2 separate regions of the Homo sapiens genome follow, and region 2 is linked to region 1. A link is an interaction called in ENCODE POLR2A ChIA-PET data of the cell type or tissue named here. Cell type or tissue: PC-3. All regions are shown on one strand. Links, peaks and the distances in the headings refer to the core of each region. The heading gives the core; the rest is flanking DNA.

What was found. ChIA-PET counts read pairs that join two places held together with the same protein. Peaks named below come from ENCODE experiments on the same cell type or tissue, not always from the same donor. Only the 100,000 strongest peaks of a DNase experiment are listed, where the experiment ranks them.
Region 2: POLR2A ChIA-PET joins it to region 1 with 15 read pairs; 12 of 35 experiments call an interaction of 5 or more read pairs at or near these places.

Annotation. Positions count from the first base shown.
Region 1 is chr19:17,133,355-17,138,721 of GRCh38, reverse strand. All of the region lies in intron 2 of MYO9B (myosin IXB), which reads right to left. Among named protein-coding and RNA genes, the nearest start is that of SNORA118, 44 kb to the right of the region's middle. RefSeq lists enhancers at 2,512-3,121, 3,122-3,730, 3,731-4,340. In PC-3, for the core only: no CTCF peak of the experiment used is centred there; a DNase peak (open chromatin) is centred at 3,051; H3K4me3 peaks cover 711 bases; H3K27ac peaks cover 2,469 bases.
Region 2 is chr19:17,238,313-17,243,679 of GRCh38, reverse strand. It overlaps NR2F6 (nuclear receptor subfamily 2 group F member 6), which reads left to right. Exons shown (of 4, transcript NM_005234.4): 2 at 2,915-3,009. Among named protein-coding and RNA genes, the nearest start is that of NR2F6, 4.9 kb to the left of the region's middle. RefSeq lists a silencer at 4,247-4,425. In PC-3, for the core only: no CTCF peak of the experiment used is centred there; no DNase peak of the experiment used is centred there; H3K4me3 peaks cover 520 bases.

The DNA.
Region 1 (5,367 bases), core at 226-5,225:
TGACGCATTTCTCCCATAGTTAAGCAATGCGTAACCATATTCTGTGACAGTAGCCCGAACAGATTAAGACACTGGCTGACCACTGAGTGGAGGCTTTTGTGGGGCAGCCTGAATGGGGAAGTCCCATTAAAAATGCAACTGAGTGGCTGGGCGCAGTGGTCACGCCTGTAATCTCAGCATTTTGGGAGGCCAAGGCAGGAGGATGGCTTGAGGCCAGGAGTTCAAGACCAGCCTGGGCAACATGGCGAAACCCCAAATCTAGAAAAAATTTAAAAAATTAGCCAGGTATGCAGCAATCCCTTTACTGGGCATATACCCAAAGGATTATAAATCATTCTGCGATAGAGATACATGCACACGTATGTTTACTGCGGCACTATTCACAATAGCAAAGACTCAGAACCAACCCAAATGTCCATCAGTGATAGACTGGATTAAGAAAATGTGGCACATATACACTATGGAATACTATGCAGCCATAAAAAAGGATGAGTTCATGTCCTTTGCAGGGACATGGATGAAGCTGGAAACCATCATTCTCACCAAACTATCACAAGATCAGAAAACCAAACACCACATGTTCTCACTCATAAATGGGAGTTGAACAATGAGAACACATGGACACAGGGAGGGGAACATCACACACCAGGGCCTGTAGGGGGTAGGGGGCTAGGAGAGGGATAACATTAGGAGAAATACCTAATGTAGGTGACGGGTTGATGGGTGCAGCAAACCACCATGGCATGTGTATACCTATGTAACGAAACTGCACGTTCTGCACATGTATCCCAGAACTTAAAGTATTAAAAAAAAAAAAAGCCAGGTATGGTGGTGGGTGCCTGTAGTTCCAGTTACTTTGGAGGCTGAGGTGGGAGGATTGCTTCAGCCCAGGAGGTTGAGGCTGCAGCTGCATTTGCGCCCCTGCACTCCAGCCTCGGCGACAGAGCGAGACTCTGTTTCAAATAAAAAAAAAGGATCTGACCATGGGAGGCCCAGATACTCCCTTGGAGAAGGCTCCATTCAGCTGCAAAGCCTCGGGCAGAGCTTGAAGCCCGGACAGTTGCTGTGGCTGGACCCATGTGCGGGTCACACTACTCAAGGAGCTGGCTGTTTGGGTCATGGGACAAGGAAACAGGGAGGAGCTCAAGATCATGGGGCACGGAGCCAAGCAGGAAGGTGATAAGGAGGGGGCCCCAGAGAGAGATGACCTGGTCCTCTACAGAGAAGGGGGTCTGGGAAGTAGCCGGGTGCTTTTGGTGGGGGCGGACTGGGTCACCACATGAGCCTTGCTCACCTCTTGTTGTTGTTGTTGTTGTTTGAGACAGGGAGACAGGGTCTCACTCTGTCGCCCAGACTGGAGTTTAAGTGGTGCGACCATAGCTCACTGCAGCCTCAACCTCAACCCCCAGGCTCAGGCGATCCTCCCATTTCTGTCTCTTAAGGAGCTGAGACCACAGGTATGTATCACCGCACCTGGCTTTTTTTTTTTTTTTTTTGAGACAGTTTGCTCTTGTTGCCCAGGCTGGAGTGCAATGGCACAATCTTGGCTCACTGCAACTTCTGCCTCCTGGGTTCAAGCAATTCTCCTGCCTCAGCCTCCCGAGTAGCTGGGATTATAGGCACGCGCCATCACCCCGGCTAATTTTGTATTTTAAGTAGAGACGGGGTTTCTCCATGTTGGTCAGGCTGGTCTTGAACTTCTGACCTCAGGTGATCTGCCCGCCTCGGCTTCCCAAAGTGCTGGGATTACAGGCGTGAGCCTCTGTGCCTGGCCTAATTTTAAAAATTATTTTTGTCGACACGAATCTTACTGTGTTACCCAGGTTGGTCTGGGGCTCCTGGACTCAAGCAATCCTTCCATCTCAGCCTCCCAAAGTGCTGAGATTACAGGTGTGAGCCACTGGGCCCGGTCTGACCTGTTGAACTTTGAAACAGTCTCTGGAGGGTCTGATGAAACCCAGGGGGCTGGTCGGTGGGCGGGAACCACCAAGGGCTCTGCTGGTGAAGTTGACTTTCCTGGGTGCCTATGGGACTTTTTGAGGGTGAACCATCCTGTGTGATGGGGGCGTCCTGTGCACTACACGGTGTTGAACAGCGTCCCTGGCCTCCACCTACCCGATGCCATCTGGGATAACCAAAGAATGTCCCCAGAGATCGGCAAATCACCCCGGCTGCGGAGCATTGATGTACACAGACAGAAATAAAAGGGGTTGCAGGGCTGGGTAGTCGGGGCTCACTGGTCCCTTTGTCCCTTCCATAGGTTCCCATATGTGCTGCATTCTAGGTGCTGAGGGGTCCCTGCGGTCTTTCTAGGTTTCATTTCCAGCTCTCCAGAGGGTAGCTGGAGAACTGTTTTTTGTTGTTATTTGGAGTGAAACCCCCAGTCTCGAGGCACTGACTCGTCTCCTTGGATGCTCACGGGACCCTGCAGGGCCATAGTCTGGAGCTCACGCAGGAAATCAGCTTCAGCCTGGGGCCCGGTGCCTGGGCCTAGGCCCTCCTCCTTGCTCCCTGCCTGACAGCACGAAGCCCAGCCTCACCTATGTGGTCCCACGACCAGACTCTCCTCCCCAGTCACCCTCAATTCAAAGAGATCTGTCAGGGAAACCCTAAAATAACGTCCCAGGAAGGGGCTCAGAAAGCTTCCCTGCTTAACTATGAGCAGATGGCAAAGGGATGCCTGTCCTCAGGGGTGGGGTGGGGGGGACAGTCCTGTTGGTGGCCCTGGGGTGTCTGCAGCAGGAAACGGGTCTCTCTCTGAGTCAGGGTCCCCGTAGTACCTTGGTGTAAAGCCTGGTCTGTGGCAGAGGTGCCCCAGAAATGTACATTTGTACCTTAAAGAGCCACAGTGCTCACTTTAAACCCAGGGGACAAGTCTCTGCAGTGACTTCTAATATCACAGCCAGGCCTGGTGTCTTGGGAACGTAACACAGGGAACGCCTTGGGATATGAGGGGCCCCTCCCACCACCATGGCTGCCCAAGGGCTGGCTTTCTGGTTCTGCGATTACCCGATTACCCCGTGCACCAATTATCCATGCATAGAGGCTGCTCCCAGGCCCGGTGACCTCACGCGTCTGGTATGCGGTCTCAGCACACTGCGACTTTTCAAAGCCCATCTAAAAATATCCGGTTGGTGCTATTATACATCCGAGGGGGAAGTGCGGCCCAGCGCTCGCAGCGAGGGGTGCTATTGTGTTGCTGCTTGGCTGGGCTGGCCGGGGGCTCGCACGGTCTCAAAGCACAAGGGTGGCTGGTGTGCCTGGAGTATCATGTGGGGTCCAGGGTGGACAGAAGGGAGGAAGTGGGACCCCGGTGTCAACAACTATGCGATATAATCTGGCACACGCACCGGGAAGGCGGATGCCATGGTCCCCCCAGGCTATAAAACCCACAGCGCTGGACTCACTCAAAACCAAAAAACGCCTCTCCTTTAACAGAAACACATTTTTTTTTCTTTTATAATATAAAAAACATGTTTCTAATATAAGTTGTAAACTTTGGAAAAAAATTATTATCTCACTAGGTCTAGCAATCCCACTTCTGGGTATATATCCAAAGGAAATGACATCAGTACGTGGAAGAAATGCTTGCATTCTCACGTTCATTTCAGCACTAATCACAATAGCCAAGACGTGTGCATCAACAGATGAATGAATAGGCTGGGTTCAGTGGCTCACTCCTGTAATCCTAGCACTTTGGGAGGCCGGGGTGGGCAGATCACTTGAGGTCAGGAGTTCGAGACCAGCCTGGCCAACATGGCGAAACCCCGTCTCTACTAAAAATACAAAAATTAGCCGGGTGTGGTGGTGCATGCCTGTAATCCCAACTACCTGGGAGGCTGAGGCAGGAGAATCGTCTGAACCCAGGAGGTGGAGGTTGCAGTGAGCCGAGATCGTGCTACTGCACTCCGACCTGAGCAACAAAGCAAGACTCCGTCTCGAAAAAAAACAAAAAACCCCACAGATGAATGGATAAAGAAACTGTGGTTTATATACACTATGGAATAGTATTTGGCCATAAAAAAGGAGATCCTGGCTGAGCATGGTGGCTCACACCTGTAATTCCAGCACTTTGGGAGGCCAAGGTGGGCAGATCACTTGAGGTCAGTTCGACACCAACCTGGTTAACGTGGTAAAATCTCATCTCTACTAGAACAGAAAAATCAGCTGGGCATGTTGGTGGGCTCCTATAATCCCAGCTACAGGGGAGGCTGAGACACGAAAATCGCTTGAAACCGAGAGGCAGAGGTTGCACTGAGCTGAGATCGCACCACTGCACTCTGGCCTGGGTGACAGAGCGAGAGTCTGTCTCAAAAAAAAAAAAAAAAAAAAAAAAAAAACAAACAAAACGAAAAAAAAAACAAAGAGATCCTGTCATTTGCAACAACATGGATGAAGCTGAGGGATACTATGTTAATAAGCCAGGCACAGAAAGGCAAATACTGCATGATCTCACTCGTGTAGAATTTTTAAAAGTTGAACTCATAGTGGGAAAGGGGAGGAAGGGAGTGAGGGTTGAAAAGTTACCTATTGGATACAGTGTTCACTATTTGAGTGATGGGTATTTTAGAAGCCCAACCCTAACCATTACCCAATATATCCCTGTAACAAACTACACATGTACCCCCAGTCCAAAAAAAAACTCACAGAAGTAGAAAGCAGGCCAGGCATGGTGGCTCACGCCTGTAATCCCAGCACTTTGGGAGGCCGAGGCGGGCAGATCATGAGGTCAGGAGATCGAGATCATCCTGGCTAACACGGTGAAACCCCGTCTCTACTAAAAATACAAAAAAATTAGCCGGGCGTGGTGGCGGGTGCCTATAGTCTCAGCTACTCGGGAGGCTGAGGCAGGAGAATGGTGTGAACCTGGGAGGCGGAGCTTGCAGTGAGCCGAGATGGTGCCACTGCACTCCAGCCTGGGTGACAGAGCGAGACCTCCGCCTCAGAAAAAAAAGAAGTAGGAAAGTAGGGCTGGTGCTGTGGCTGATGCCTATAATCCCCCAGCACTTTGGGAGGCAGAGATGGGAGGATCGCTTGAGGCCAGGAGTTTGAGACCAGCCTGGGCAACATAGTGACACCCCATCTTTACAAAAAATAAAAAGCTAGGTGTGGTGGGACACACCTGTTGTCCTAGATACTCAGGAGGCTGAGGCAGAAGGATCGCTTAGGCCCAGGAAGTTGAGGCTGCAGTGAACTGTGATTGCACCACTGCACTCCAGCCTGGGTGACAGAGCGAGACCCTGTCTCAAAAAAACGGAAGTAGAAAGTAGAATACTGGTTACCGGGGGTGGCGGCAGGGTTGGGGAGATGCTGGTCAAAGGATATAAATTTCAATTAGAGAGGAGGAATAAATTCAAGCGATCTATT
Region 2 (5,367 bases), core at 133-5,132, 110 kb before region 1:
GGGCTGGCCTGGTGTGGCCATGTGTGGCAGAGCTGCCTTGCTCCCTCCTCCAGCACAAAGTGGGCCACTAGACTTTGGCCTCATTCTTGCTGCTGGAAAACCGCCTGCTCTCTGGTCATATCTTTAGGGAGGGTAAGGGAGGGGGGCTCAGGCAGTTTTGGGGTCCCAGGAGCTTCCTGAGGGTGGTGTCAGGGAGCAGCAATTTTGGGTGGGGGGGGCCTTGCTTGGAGCTGACAGGTTTGTGCTGTGTCAGTTGTGTGACCTGGTGAAATCACCATTCCATTCTGAGCTTCAAATGGATTGAGCAGGGTCTCGCTGGGGCCCAGCCTGGGTAGTTTGATGCCAGCCCCTCCAGAGAGACCCCAGCTCCAAGTCTAGCTCCTGAGAAGCCCCCAGTCTGGAGGAGACACAGTGAGACAGATGCCCCAAGTCTGTGGGATCTGGGGTCCCAGGGAGAGAGCAGAGGCTCTGCCTGGAGGTCAGAGAGGGCTGCCTGGAGGAGGCTAGGGGACATGAGCCTTGAAGCATGGAGTTGGCAGGTGGAAGAAAGGCCACAGGGACATGCCAGAATGTGGTCCAGACAAAACACTTAGTGGCAGACTGGGGGAGCTGTGCTGTAAGAGGGGGACTGTGCAGCCATGGGAGAAGTCAGAGCTAGGTGGGCCTGAAATGCTGGCTGAGGGTAATGGGGAGCCATAGAGGGTGTGTGAGCAGGAGAGGGCTCTGATCAAATTGGACTGGAGGCCAGAAGCCCAGGGAGGAAGCTGAGTTGGGCCATGGGGTTGGGCAAAAAAGCTTGCACTCTTTAGGTGGGATAACAGGAAGAACTTAACTGTTTCCCTCCTTGGAGGGATGGATCTGTCCCAATTCCACAGCTGGGGAAGTTGAGACTGAAGGTTCAGGGCCTCCCCTGAGGTCAGGGGCCCCTGAGCTGGGCCTCTGCCTGCCTGCAGGGCCGCCCCAGGCCAGGCCGTTTCCACCCGGCTGCCCTGGACCCTCCCACCACCCAGCCGCTGGGCTTTGTTCTGGTTCTGCCTGAGCTCCCTCTGCCCTAGTGGGGCCTCTTCCCAGGGGCTCAGTGGCTGGTGCTGCAGGACCCAGGCAGTGGTGGAGGGGGGGTACGGGGGAGTGGGCGCAGATCCTCAGCTTTCCTAAGTTGGGTTCTCCGGCTGGGCTCTGGGTCTTGGCACTGTCCCCCGTGAACCCCTCTGACCCAGTCCATCCCATATGATAGGGCAATATCTGACCTCCCATTTTCAGATGAGGAAACCGAGGCTCAGTGGGGCAGTCGCCACCTGAGGGGCAGGGCTGGGTATCTGCAGCTGAGATTCATCTGTTTTGTTTTGTTTTGTTTTGTTTTTGAGACGGAGTTTCACTCTTGTTGCCCAGGCTGGAGTGCGATGGCGTGATCTCAACTCACTGCAACCTCTGCCTCCCGGGTTCAAGCGGTTCTCCTGCCTCAGCCTCCCAAATAGCTGGGATTACAGGCATGCGCCACCATGCCCGGCTAATTTTGTATTTTTAGTAGAGACAGGTTTTCTCTATGTTGTTCAGGCTGGTCTCAAACTCCCAACCTCAGGTGATCCGCCCGCCTCGGCCTCCCAAAGTGCTGGGATTACAGGCATGAGCCACTGCACCCAGCCTTTTTTTTTTTCTTTTTTTTTGAGACAGAGTCTCACTCTGTCACCCTGGCTGGAATGCAGTGGGTCAATCTTGGCTCACTGCAACCTCCACCTCCCCAGTTCAAGCGATTCTCCTTCCTCAGCCTGCCAAGTAGCTGGGATTACAGGCATGCGCCACCACGCCCAGCTCATTTTTGTATTTTTAGTAGAGACGGGGTTTCACCATGTTGGCCAGGCTGGTCTTGAACTGACCTCAGGTGATCCACCCTCCCCCGCCTCCCAAAGTGCTGGGATTACAGGCGTGAGCCACTGCAGAGATGCATCTGTTTAATTCCCTTAAGTGGTGGTTCTACTCTGTGACTGTCTCTGTGTGTCCCCTGGGTGTCCAGCTGGAACCCCAGGGGTAGTTGCTCCAGGCCCAGGCCTTGGAGAGCCCCCAGCTCCTGGTGGCAAGAGACCAGGGGAGTCCAAGGGCAGGGGCCAAGGGGAGAAGGTTCTGGGGACATTTGAAGAATAAGGCCTGGACCTTCCTGCTTGGGGGCTGACCCAGGATGGGGAGCTCACCACCTCTCAGGGTGGGGCCACCTGTCTCATCCCTGCAAGAGGCAACGGCATTCACTGAGGGCTGACCAGGAAAATCTCCAGCTTGCATAGGGGTTGGGTGGTCCTCTCGGAAGAGCGTAGGTGTGGGGCCTTCAGGGCTGAGGACCAGAGTGACTTTGTTTACTTCCTCATTCCTTGGGGTGGGCATTGTGCGGGTGATAATGCTGGGGCCCCACAATGCTATGACCCCACAGACCACTAGCCCCTGGCCTGACCCCTAGTTAATTCACAAAGTCCAGCTCTCTGACCATGTCCTCTTTGCCTTCACATCTTTTTGGGGACAATGACCCTGCTCAGCCTGACAGTGACCAAATAAAATGAAACTCTTTAGGCCTCCATATTTGTGTATTTCAACCCTTTTGCTCTGGCTGTACCCTCTCTCTGGGATCACCCCGCCATTCACCTGGAGAACTCCTATTCATCCTTCAAAACCCATGCCAATGTGCCCTCCCTGGGGTGTTCATCTGCTTTTCCACAGATTCCTCTTCATCCATCACCACTCATCCGGGTTATCCTGTCTGGTTTGCAGACCTGCAAGCTGAGCTCCTGTACCCCTTTGGGGCTACCTCTCCAGTCTAGAGGGCCCCTACTAGTATTTCTGAGGGGCAGCCTCCAAAGGCGGCTCATAGGCTGGTTCGGGGAGGAGGATATGGGGGTCTCAGGGAGCCCTGGCTTCTGTGTGCCCCCAGGTCCAACCGTGACTGCCAGATCGACCAGCACCACCGGAACCAGTGCCAGTACTGCCGTCTCAAGAAGTGCTTCCGGGTGGGCATGAGGAAGGAGGGTGAGTACGTGCTGGGGACACACTGGGGACGATCACAGCCGCTGGAGCCGGGGTGAACAAACAGCTTCTTCCTCCCCTTTTTCCCCTCCCTTTCACCCCTCCCTTTCACAGGGGTCTGGGTGCCTCACAGGGTGGGGGCCGGCGCCTGCTAACCTCATTACCACTGATCCCTTGATCCCGTGGGCTGCAGTCTGGCCCTAGGCTGGAGGAATCCAATTAGGATCCGTGGCCCCCTGGTTGCTGCCGTGGAGCTGAAGAGGCCAGGGACGCCCCACAAGGGACTTTCCCCAGCCCCATTCTCTTGCAGGAGCTGCCTTCCCCAATTACCCCCGACTCCAGCCTCAGAGGCCAGTTCCCTGGCCCTGACACCTTGGTGACCTCTTGTCTGCTAGCGCGGCCACCGCGTTCTGAACAAGGATTTTTTTTTTTATTTGATTTGTTTCTCCTCCACCCTTCACCCATGCTTTTTGTTTGCCCAAGGCAGGAACTCTGCCCGATTAAGGCAAAGGGCAGCTTACCCTTTCTTCTGACCCCGGGCGCTGGGAGCAAGAGTGAGGCCCAGCTGTCTCTGCTCAGGGGACCCAGGTGGACGGGCGTATTCTGGGCTGCTGGGCCTAGAACTCTGCCAAACCCCCTTAGAATTCAAGTAGAACCCAGAGATTTCTGCATGGATTTCTGGGGTTCAGGAATAGAATCTAGCCTATTGGACGAGATCTCCTGTGCTGGGTTTCAGGTTCCTCTGGGGACTGTGTCGTGGGCCAGGCTGGCAGTTCTTTCTAATGTCTAACCTGAGCCTCCCCTGCTTTGAAGTTTTTTTTTCCTTATTTTCTTTATTTATTTTTATTTTTATTTGAGATGGAGTCTCGCTCCATCTTCCAGGCTGGAGTGCAGTGGTGTGATCTCAGCTCACTGCAGCCTCCGCCTCCCGGGTTCAAGTGATTGTCCTGCCTCAGCCTCCCGAGTAGCTGGGACTACAGATACGGGCCAACACGCCCAGCTAATTTTTTTTTTTTTTCTGAGACTGAGTCTTGCTCTGTCGCCCAGGCTGGAGTGCAGTGGCATGATCTCGGCTCACTGCAGGCTCCGCCCCCTGGGTTCACGCCATTCTCCTGCCTCAGCCTCCGGAGTAGCTGGGACTACAGGCGCCTGCCATCTCGCCCGGATATTTTTGTATTTTTAGTAGAGACGGGGTTTCACCATGTTAGCCAGGATGGTCTCGATCTCCTGACCTCGTGATCTGCCTGCCTCAGCCTCCCAAAGTGCTGGGATTACAGGCGTAAGCCACCGCGCCCGGCACGCCCACCTAATTTTTGTATTTTGTTTTGTTTTGTTTTTGAGACAGAGTCTCGCTCTGTTGCCAGGCTGGAGTGCTGTGGTGCCATCTCGGCTCACTGCAACCTCTGACTCCCTGGTTCAAGCGATTCTCCTGCCTCAGCCTCCTGAGTAGCTGGGATTACAGGCACATGCCACCACGCCCAGCTAATTTTTGTATTTTTAATAGAGATGGAGTTTCACTATGTTGGCCAGGATGGTCTCGATCTCCTGATCTCGTGATCTGCCCGCCTCGGCCTCCCAAAGTGTTGGGATTACAGGCGTGAGTCACCGCGCCTGGCCTAATTTTTGTATTTTTAATAGAGATGGTGTTTCACCGTGTTGGCCAGGCTGGAGTCTCCAACTCCTGACCCCAGGTGATCCGCTCGCCTCAGCCTCCCAAAGTGCTCGGATTATAGGCATGAGCCACCCCACCCGGCAGCTTTTTTTATTTTCTAGAGACAGAGTCCCACTATGTTGCCCAGGCTGGTCTCGAACTCCTAGCTTGAAGCGACCCTCCCACCTTGGCCTCCCAAACTACTGGGATTACAGGAATGAGCCACCATACTTGGCGTAAAGCTGTTGTTTTTTGGTCTAGGCCTTGGTGGGAGAAGCTGAGAGAGGCAGCTGAGGGGCTTTCTTTTAAAACTGATCACTCCCTGTGGCCCTTTTAAGTTTGGGGGTAACTTTCTTGTCCCTGCCCCCATAACATGGATTTTGCCTCTACTTGTCTATTTTACCTAAAATCCTCATATATCTCAAGTCATGGCCTCAGAGCAAACAGCCTCGCCAGAAGTCTCCAAAAGCCTCGGGTGGAAATATTTATGATGACAGCTCATGCTTTAAGCACACCTGCCTCGGGTCCTTTGCACGGGCTCTTCCCTCTGCCTGGAGTGCACTTTTTCCAGGTCCATACATGGCTCCCTCCCTAACCTTGCCTTCAAGGTTTGCTCAAACATCACCTCCTCAGGGAAGCCCTCCTGATCCCCCTGTATTTGACGCCACCTGTCTTGTTCTGTAATTTGCTTACACCCAGAATGTCCATTC